2 separate regions of the Homo sapiens genome follow, and region 2 is linked to region 1. Evidence: chromatin contacts called from ENCODE POLR2A ChIA-PET data. All regions are on one chromosome and are shown on one strand. The core of a region is the stretch at or near the end of the contact, and the rest is flanking DNA. Distances in the headings are between cores, read along the strand shown.

Region 1 (4,626 bases), core at 883-3,382:
CCCAGAATTTCTATTATTTTGATTTCTAGCCATTTTCAGAAGCCCAGATGCTCCCCTCAGGCACATAAAATTCTGTAGCCGCCAGGATCCACATAGCAGAGTGGAGGGACACAGCAGAGCTTGGAGTAGGTGCAGGAGGAACAGAGCCCACCATAAATTGTTCTCTGAGTTCCAGCCAGATGCAATGGGGTCTGCCCCTCAATCTGCCTTTTTCTCCAAAATGAGTGCATTGTAATCCATCTTGGCCCTTCCCTTTTCTCTGCTTTGTGGGTTATATGTTATTTTTCCTCACTTCACAAAAACAGGCCATTGTCACAATTTAATATTAATTTAGAAGGAAGCTGACCCGACAAATTTGAGAAAACCAAGTCCCAGAGAGGATAAATGACTTGCCCACGGTCACGTAACTTGATGATGCCAAGCTGATTTCCTGCCTCGAAAGCCACTTTTCATTATTATGAGGAAATGCATATGATTAACCCACAGTCTGGAGGGCATGTGTTTTAGGTTGTTCTCATAGCAGGGACGATTGGCAGTGACTTCATCCACACCCTCCTACCCAGCCATCCTGAACGGGTGACACACAGCTGAGACATCTGCTGTGGAGTAGGAAGGCTTCACACTGGGGCATGCTGGAGGGACACTTGAGAGATACAGAACCTGTGGTGCTGTCCTTGTTAACAGCACACATTCTTAAGATTAGAGCATCTTAGAGGGAAAGGAGAAGGGAGATTCATTTGTGTCTCCAACCTACCCTAGGTTGCATGTTAAACCACTCACCACAACATGCAGAGTGGGAGGTAAATAATTCAGTGTATACAGGTTCTGCATATATGTCATCAACGATTGATATGTTTCTGTATTCAGGTGGTTGTCAATATATGAATGAGATATAGCCTATATTACTCCAAAGAATTTAGTATTTAAAATTCTATATTCATTTTTGTTAGAGAAGATATTACTGCACAAAGGCCTACTTAGCCCCATATTACTGGATGTGACACTGATGGTTTCAGGAAACTTAACTGCTGAGGACTGAATTATGTCCCCCATCCCAAAATTCTACAGGTTGAAGCCCTAACCCCCTATGTGATGATATTTGGAGATGGGGCCTTTGGGAGGTAATTAGGGTTAGATGATATCATGAAGTACAGTCCTCCTGATGGGCTTAATGCCCTTCTAAGAAGAGACATCATAGAATTTGCTCTCTCTCCCCCATGTGAGGACACAGGGGGAAAGTGGCCAACTGCAACCTGGAAGAGGCCCTCCCTAGTACCCACCCAGGCTGACACTGTGATCTCAGACTTCCAGCCTCCGGAACTGTGGGATAATACATTTCTGCTGTTTAAGCCACTCAGTTTGTGGTGTTTTTTTTTTTTTTTTTTTTTTGCCTAAGCAGACTAATCCACCAACCTCCAAGAACCATACTAATTCTGTTGGCACACAGCATGGGTACTAGGAACACCAGATGCTCTTTGCTCTGGGCTGCCAAATGTCCAGCTTTGGAGGGAAGTCAAGGATCCAAAACAGTAGCATAAGTTCTAATGCTAGCTCTGGAAGCTATTCCTATGCAAGGTATCCAGAAATTAGGCATGTCATAGATAAACATAAAAGTACAATTGCACAACGATGTATGCATTCACTCATCCAACAAATATTTATTGAGCGTCAGCTATGTGGCAGGCACATAGGTGCTGGGGATATAGTAGTGAACAGAACAGACTCAAATCCCTGTCTGTTGGGGAGGACAGACAATCCATGAAATAAATAAGTAAAATATATAATCTACTAGACAGTGACAAGTGCTAAGGAGAAAAATTAAGCTGCAAGGGTCCTAAGGGATACTGGTGGTGATGTTAAATAGAGAGGTTAGGGAAAGTCTTATTAAATAGGTGCTGGGTGAGGTGAGCTAGGGAGCTGTCTGTATATCACCAAAAGAACATTCCAGAATGAACACAAAAGCAAAGGGCATGAGGTGTGCTGGGAAAATATCAAAAAGGCATGTGTGGCAAAAAAGACACGAAAGGAAGTAAGAGAGGGCAGGGGGTGGCATAGATCATGCAGCATTCATACCATTCCATCGACTCCCCTTCTCTGAGCAGAGCTGCAGCACGATCTGCTCCACATTTCAACACAGTCTCTCAGGCTGCTGGGTGTGCAGGGTTGCTCAAGTAAAGGCAACTTTGAAATGTGTGCTGTGTGGGTGTCCTAGGGCTGCCAAAACAAACTGCCACAAGCTGGTGGCTTAAAACAACAGAAATGTATGAGCTCATATTTCTGGAGGCTGCAAGTCTGAAATCCAGGTGTCTGCAGGGCTGATTTCTTCTGGAGCCTCTGCCTGAGAATCTGCTCCATGCCTCTCTCCCAGGTTCTGGTGGCGGCTGGCAATCCTTGGCTTGTGGCTACATCGTTCCAAGCTCTGCCTCCATCTTCATATAGCCTTTTTTTTTCCCCCTGTGTGTGTTTCTGTATCTCTGGGTCTCAATCTCCCACTCCTCTCTCTTATAAAGACACCAGTCATTGGATTTAAAGCCCATCCTAATCCAGTGTGACCTCATCTTAATTAATTATATCTGCAAAGGTGATATTTCCCAATAAGGTGACACTGAAAGTTCTGGATGAGCATGAATTTTGGGGGGAACACTATTCAATTCATTACTTATCACTAAAATACAGCCTTTAGGTTTATAAACTGAAAAAAATAGCCTTTAAAAATAATCAGTACTAAATTTTAGTCTGTTCCTGCAGTTTATAGGAAGGTAAATACCATATGAAATCAGGGTTGGCCTCTTAGCAAGTTAGAATTGGCTGAAAACAAAGTATAATAAAGAAGGCCAGAGTCCAGGGACTCTAAGGGACTAATCTGGCTTTTTTTTTTTTTCAAAGTAATAGTGAACATATATGAATATTTGAAAAGAAAACAAAAAGATATTTTCACAAAACTTTCAGTAATGATGACTTTGGTCCTGTCCTTAGTGAATGGCCTTGACTCTGGCCAGGTCGTTCAGTAGATCTGTGCCTGGGGTCTCCAGTATACAGTCAGGGTAAATTGTTCCAATCCTTTACCAGTGACTTTTTAAAAGGGAACATGTTTGTGCTCCATGAAACAAAAATGTGAAATAAATTCAACGTCTACAAATAATAATCATCAAACCTGAATTCTTATACTGGCACATCTCTTCCCCAAACTCACCCCTTGGGCACTTCTCTCTACAATGTCTTCCAAGGCCAGGTCACCAAACTCCAGGCAGAAGTCTCTGGAGAGAAGATCACCAAGGACAGCATGGGTTACTGCTTCTTTTTCCTGTCCAGTTTGCTGTGGACAGCCATGCTCCCCTAATGGCATTGTCTGAACATGTTTTTATACGGCTGTGCGCCCCTCAGAATAATGTCCTTCTGGGGAGGTTATTTCACCCCCAACGCCTGACCTTGTCAAAGGCCTGCCCCTCAGCCCTCGTACGCTAATGCTGCCCACCTGATGATACCCAAGTATGCTCCTGCCCCCTTCCCATTTGCTGATGTGGCATATAGAGCTTTAGCTGGATCACACATGAAATCAAATTGCCTGCAGGACAGCTTCATGTACAGTCCACAGTATGTTGAGAGAGAGGCATCCCACCAAAGCCTCCAGCGCAGCACCCGTGGAGACCAGCAGTACAGATATCCTTCATTGCCCTTCTCCCCCTAGGCTACCACCCCCAGGACCTGTGCTCATATTTTGGCACGTTAATACTAAGCCCGGAGATACTGAAAGCATTTATTTTTTTGCATACCTTTTCATTAAAGTTCAGTCTTTTTTGCCTTTCTTTTTGGTTTCCCACTTTTTCATTTAAATGGTAGCATATTAAATACACTATTGTACACCCTGCTTTTTATATAACTGTATTGATGTATATTTTGCATATCATATAATTTACCCATCTCAAGTGTGTACAGTTGAACGATTTATTTATTTATTTTGAGATGGAGTCTTGCTCTGTCGCCAGGCTGGAGTGCAGTGGCATAATCTCTGCTCACTGCAACCTCCACCTCCCGGATTCAAGTGATTCCCCTGCCTTAGCCTCCCAAGTAGCTGGGGCTACAGGAACATACCACCATGCTTGGCTAATTTTTTGTATTTTAGTAGAGACGGGGTTTCACCATGTTGACCAGGATGGTCTCAATCTCCTGACCTCGTGATCTGCCCACCTCAGCCTCCCAAAGTGCTGGGATTACAGGCATGAGCCACCACACCCGGCCTTCACTTATTATTATTATTATTATTATTTTGAAATAAGTCTTGCTCTGTCACCCAGGCTGGAGTGCAGCGACACGATCTCGGCTCACTGCAACCTCTGCCTCCCAGGTTCAAGCAATTCTCATGCCTCAGCCTCCTGAGTAGCTGGGATTACAGGCACATGCCACCACACACCTGGCTAATTTTTGTTTTGTGCTTTTTGTTTTTTGAGTTTTTTATTTTTTTGGTAGAGATGGGATTTCACTATCTCTACCAAAAGATGATCTTGAACTCCTGACCTCAGGTGGATGGCCAGGCTGGTCTCGAACTCCTGACCTCAGGTGATCTGCCTGCCTTGGCCTCCCAAAGTGCTGGGATTACAGGCATGAGCCACCAAGCCCGGCCTGAAT
Region 2 (4,626 bases), core at 1,456-3,955, 190 kb after region 1:
TGTCCATCAATGATAGACTGGATTAAGAAAATATGGCACATATACACCATGGAATACTATGCAGCCATAAAACAGGATGAGTTCATGTCCTTTGTAGGGACATGGATGAAGCTGGAAACCATCATTCTGAGCAAACTATTGCAAGGACAGAAAACCAAGCACCGTATCTTCTCACTCATAGGTGGGAATTGAACAATGAGAACACTTGGACACAGGTTGAGGAACATCACACGCTGGGGCCTATCGTGGTGTGGGGGGAGCGGGGAGGGATAACATTAGGAGAAATAATGTAAATGACGAGTTAATGGGTGCAGCACACCAACATGGCACAAGTATACATATGTAACAAATCTGCACATTGTGCACATGTACCCTAGAACTTAAAATATAATAATAAAAAAAATGAAAACACAATATACCAGAATTTATGGTATGATGCCATAGCAGTATTTAAGGAGAAATTTACAGAACTAAACATCTATATTAGAAAACAAGAAGGGACTCATTAACAGTGACTTTGACTTCCACCTTAGAATACCAGAGAAAGAAGAGTCTCCTAAGCAGAAAAAAGGAGAGATCAGTAGAAGTTCATGAAATAGAAAACAGAAAATAGAGAAAAATCAATGAAATCCAAAAGCTAGTGTTTTGATAAGCTCAATAAAATTGATAAATCTTTAGCCAGAGTTAACAGGGAAAAAAAAAAAGAGAAAATGCAAATTATCAATATCAGGAATGAGTGAAGTGACATTACTACAGAGTCTAGGTATATTTAAAGGATAATATGTAATATTATGAACAACTTTATACTAATAAATTTGAAAACTGAAATTTTAAAAATCTTTGAAAAATACAAATTGTGAAAGATTACTAAAAAAGACATAGATAATCCTAATAGTTCTGTATCTACTAATGAAATTGAATTTAATGTATAGTTAAAACCTTCCCACAAAGAAAGCTCCAGGCCCACATGCCTTTACTGGTGAATTTTATGAAAAATTCAAGGAAGAGGCAATGCAAGCTTTACACAGACTCTTTCAGAAGTTGCAGAAGTGAAAGACTTTCCAGCCCATTCTATTAGATCAACATTACCTCTTGTCAAAACTAGACCAAAATGATACAAGTAAAGAAAACTATAGGCCATCATTCTTTATGATAATGGGTACAAAAAACTAAACAAAATTTCAGTGGATAAAATCCAGCAATATGTAAAAAAGATAATACATCATGATCAAGTGAAGTTTATCTCAGTAATACAGTGTCGGATTAACATTCAAAATTAAATTAGCGGTGTATGCCCAGAAGAAATGAAAGCAGAGGCTCAAGCAGATATATGTACACCCATGTTCATAGCAGCATTGTTTACAATAGCCCAAAGGTGGAGGCAACCTAAATGCCCATCAACACATGAATGAATAAATAAGTTTGGTGTATACATACAGTGGAATATTATTCAACCTTAAAAGGGTAGGAAGTTCTGACACATGCAAATGAACCTTGAAGACATATGCTAAGTGAAATAAGCCAATCAAGAAAAGGACAAGGCCAGGCGTAGTGGCTCACGCCTGTAATCCCGGCACTTCAGGAGGCCAAGGCGGGTGGATCACCTGAGGCCAGAAGTTCAAGACCAGCCTCTACTAAAATATAAAAATTAGCCTGCGTGGTGGTGTGCGCCTGTAATCCCAGCTGCTTGGGAGGCTGATGCAAGGGAATTGCTTGAACCCAGGAGGTGGAGGTTGCAGTGAGCTGAGATTGCACCACTGCATTCCAGCCTGGGTGACAGAGCAAGATTCCATCTCAAAAAAAAAAAAAAAAAAAAGGAGAAATACTGAAGGATTCCCCTTATATATGAGATACTTATGGTAATCAAATTCATAGAGACAGAAAGGCAAATGGTGATTACCAAGGCCCAGGAGAGGGGGAAATGGCGAGTTAGTGGGTAAAGAGTTTCAGTTTGGGAAGGTGAGAAAGTTCTAGAGAGTGAAAGGTGGTGATGGTTATACAACAGTGTGAATGTACTTAATGCCACAGAACTGTATACTTCAGTTGTAAATTTTTTGTTATGTATATTTTAATACAGTAAAAAATTAAAAGATAACATATGTGGATTACTTAGTGAAGTATCTGAAACATAGTTTAATGGTCCAATAAATATTAATTCCTTTCAAAAAAAAAAAAGGAAAGCAGTGTTGACAAGGATGTGGAGAAATTGGAACCCTCTTTTTGTTTTTGTTTTTTTGTTTTGTTTTGTTTTGTTTTTTGATAGAGAGTTTCGTTCTTGTCGCCCAGGCTGGAGTGCAGTGGTGTGATCTTGGCTCACCGCAACCTCTGCCTCTTGGGTTCAAGTGATTCTCCTGCCTCAGCCTCCCAAGTAGCTGGAATTACAGGCGCTTGCCACCATGCCCGGCTAATTTTTGTATGTTTTAGTAGAGATGGGGTTTCACCATGTTGGCCAGGCTAGTCTTGAACTCCTGACCTTAGGTGATCCACCTGCCTCGGCCTCCCAAATTGCTGGGATTACAGGTGTGAGCCACTGCACCCAGGCCTGGAACCCTCTTAACAGTGTTGGTGGGAATGTAAAATGTAGCCACTTTGAAAAACAGTTTGGTAGTTCCTCAAAGAGTTAAATATAAAGTTACGTTGTGACACAGCATTTTCACTCCTAGTTATGTACCCAACAGAACTGAAGGCATATATAGTCATGTGTTGCTTAATGACAGTGACACATTCTGAGAAATGCATTGTTAGGCGATTTCAGTGTTGTGTGAATGTGAGAGAATGTACTTACACACCTAGATGGGATTGCTTACTACATGCCTGGGCTAGAGGGTATAGCCTGTTGCTCCCTAGGCTTGCACACCTGTACAGTGTGTTACTGTTATGAATACTGTAGGCAGTTGTAGCACAATGGTATTTGTTACAATAAACATATCTAAAAATAGAAAAGGTACAGTAAAAATTTGCTGCAAAAGATTTAAAAAATGTTATGGTATGCCTGGATAGGGCACTTACCATGAATGGAGCTTGCAGAACTGGAAATTGCTCTGGGTGAGTCAGTGAGTGAGTAGTGAGTGAATGTGAAGGCCTTGGACATTACTGTACACTACTGTAGACTTCATAAACACTGTACACTTAGGCTATTAAAAATATTTTTTCAATAATAAACCTAGTGTACTCTATTTTTACTTTATAAACTTTTTAATTTTTTCAGCTTTTCAACTTTTTTGTAATAACAGCTTAAAACACAAACACAACTGTACAAAATATTTTTTCTTCATACCTTTATTCTCTAGGTTTTTTGGTTTTTTAAATTTTTAATATTTTTGTTTTACTTTTTAAACATTTTTGTTAAAAACTAAGACACAAACACACGCATTAGCCTAGGCCTACTTAGGGTCAGGATCATCAGTATCACTGTCTTCCATCTCCACAGCTCGTCCCACTGGAAGGTCTTCGGGGCCATAACACCCATGGACCTGTCACCTCCTATCATAACAATGCCTTCCTCTGGATACTTCCTGCAGGACCTGCATGAGGCTGTTTTACAGTTTACAGTTAACATTTTAAAATATATATATAAATAGAAGGAGTACACTCTAAAATACTGATTTTAAAAGCATAGTATAGTAAATACATAAACCAGTAACATGGGTCATTTAGTATCATTATCAAGTAACATTATTGTAGGTGCTGTACTTTAAATGACTGGCAGCACAGTGGGTTTGTTTTCACCAGCATCACCACAGACAGGTGAGTAATGCATTGTGCTAGAACAGCCACGCCCTTTCAGCCCCATTATAATCTTATGGTGCCACAGTTTCCATCACTGACTGAAGCATCGTTATGTGGAGCATGACAGTATTCACACAAAAACTCATATGTACCTCTTCATAACAACGTTATTCATAATGGCCAAAAAAATGGAAATAACCTCAATGTCCATCAGTGATGAATGGATAAACAAAATGTGATATATATATATACAGTGAGTTATTTAGCCATTTAGTAATGAAGTACATGCTACAAAATGGTTGAACCTTGGAAACTTATGCTAAGAGAAAAAAGCCGCACACAAAAGGCCATGTATTGTATGATTACATTTATATGAAGTGTCAGGAATAGGAGGGAATTCACAGAGAAAGATAATAGATTAGTGTTTTCCGAGGATGAGGGAAGTGGGAGTTGGGAATATAGAGTTTCATTTTGGGATGATGGAAATGTTCTGGAAATAGATAATAGTGATGATGCACAACATTGTGAGTAACTAATAAACAGTGAATTATACACTATAAAATGTTTAAAGTGGTGAATTTTGTGTTATGTGAATTTTATCTCAATACAAAATTTTAAAAATCAACAAGTGGGCCGGGCGCGGTGGCTCACGCCTGTAATCCCAGCACTTTGGGAGGCCGAGGCGGGCGGATCACGAGGTCAGGAGATCGAGACCATCCCGGCTAAAACGGTGAAACCCCGTCTCTACTAAAAATACAAAAAAATTAGCCGGGCGTAGTGGCGGGCGCCTGTAGTCCCAGCTACTTGGGAGGCTGAGGCAGGAGAATGGCGTGAACCCGGGAGGCGGAGCTTGCAGTGAGCCGAGATCCCGCCACTGCACTCCAGCCTGGGCGACAG

What was found. ChIA-PET counts read pairs that join two places held with the same protein, here RNA polymerase II (POLR2A).
Region 2: POLR2A ChIA-PET joins it to region 1 with 12 read pairs in AG04450. The contact joins two enhancer-like sites. POLR2A ChIA-PET finds 5 or more read pairs at or near these places in 2 of 52 experiments (AG04450 and activated T-cell).

Annotation. Positions count from the first base shown.
Region 1 is chr13:51,518,484-51,523,109 of GRCh38, forward strand. No RefSeq gene overlaps it. Among named protein-coding and RNA genes, the nearest start is that of MIR4703, 32 kb to the right of the region's middle. Within about 2 kb of position 2,133, at least 3 of the 41 ENCODE cell types and tissues checked have a DNase peak (open chromatin) inside an H3K27ac peak, as active enhancers do.
Region 2 is chr13:51,712,051-51,716,676 of GRCh38, forward strand. All of the region lies in intron 4 of WDFY2 (WD repeat and FYVE domain containing 2), which reads left to right. Among named protein-coding and RNA genes, the nearest start is that of DHRS12, 90 kb to the right of the region's middle. Within about 2 kb of position 2,706, at least 5 of the 41 ENCODE cell types and tissues checked have a DNase peak (open chromatin) inside an H3K27ac peak, as active enhancers do.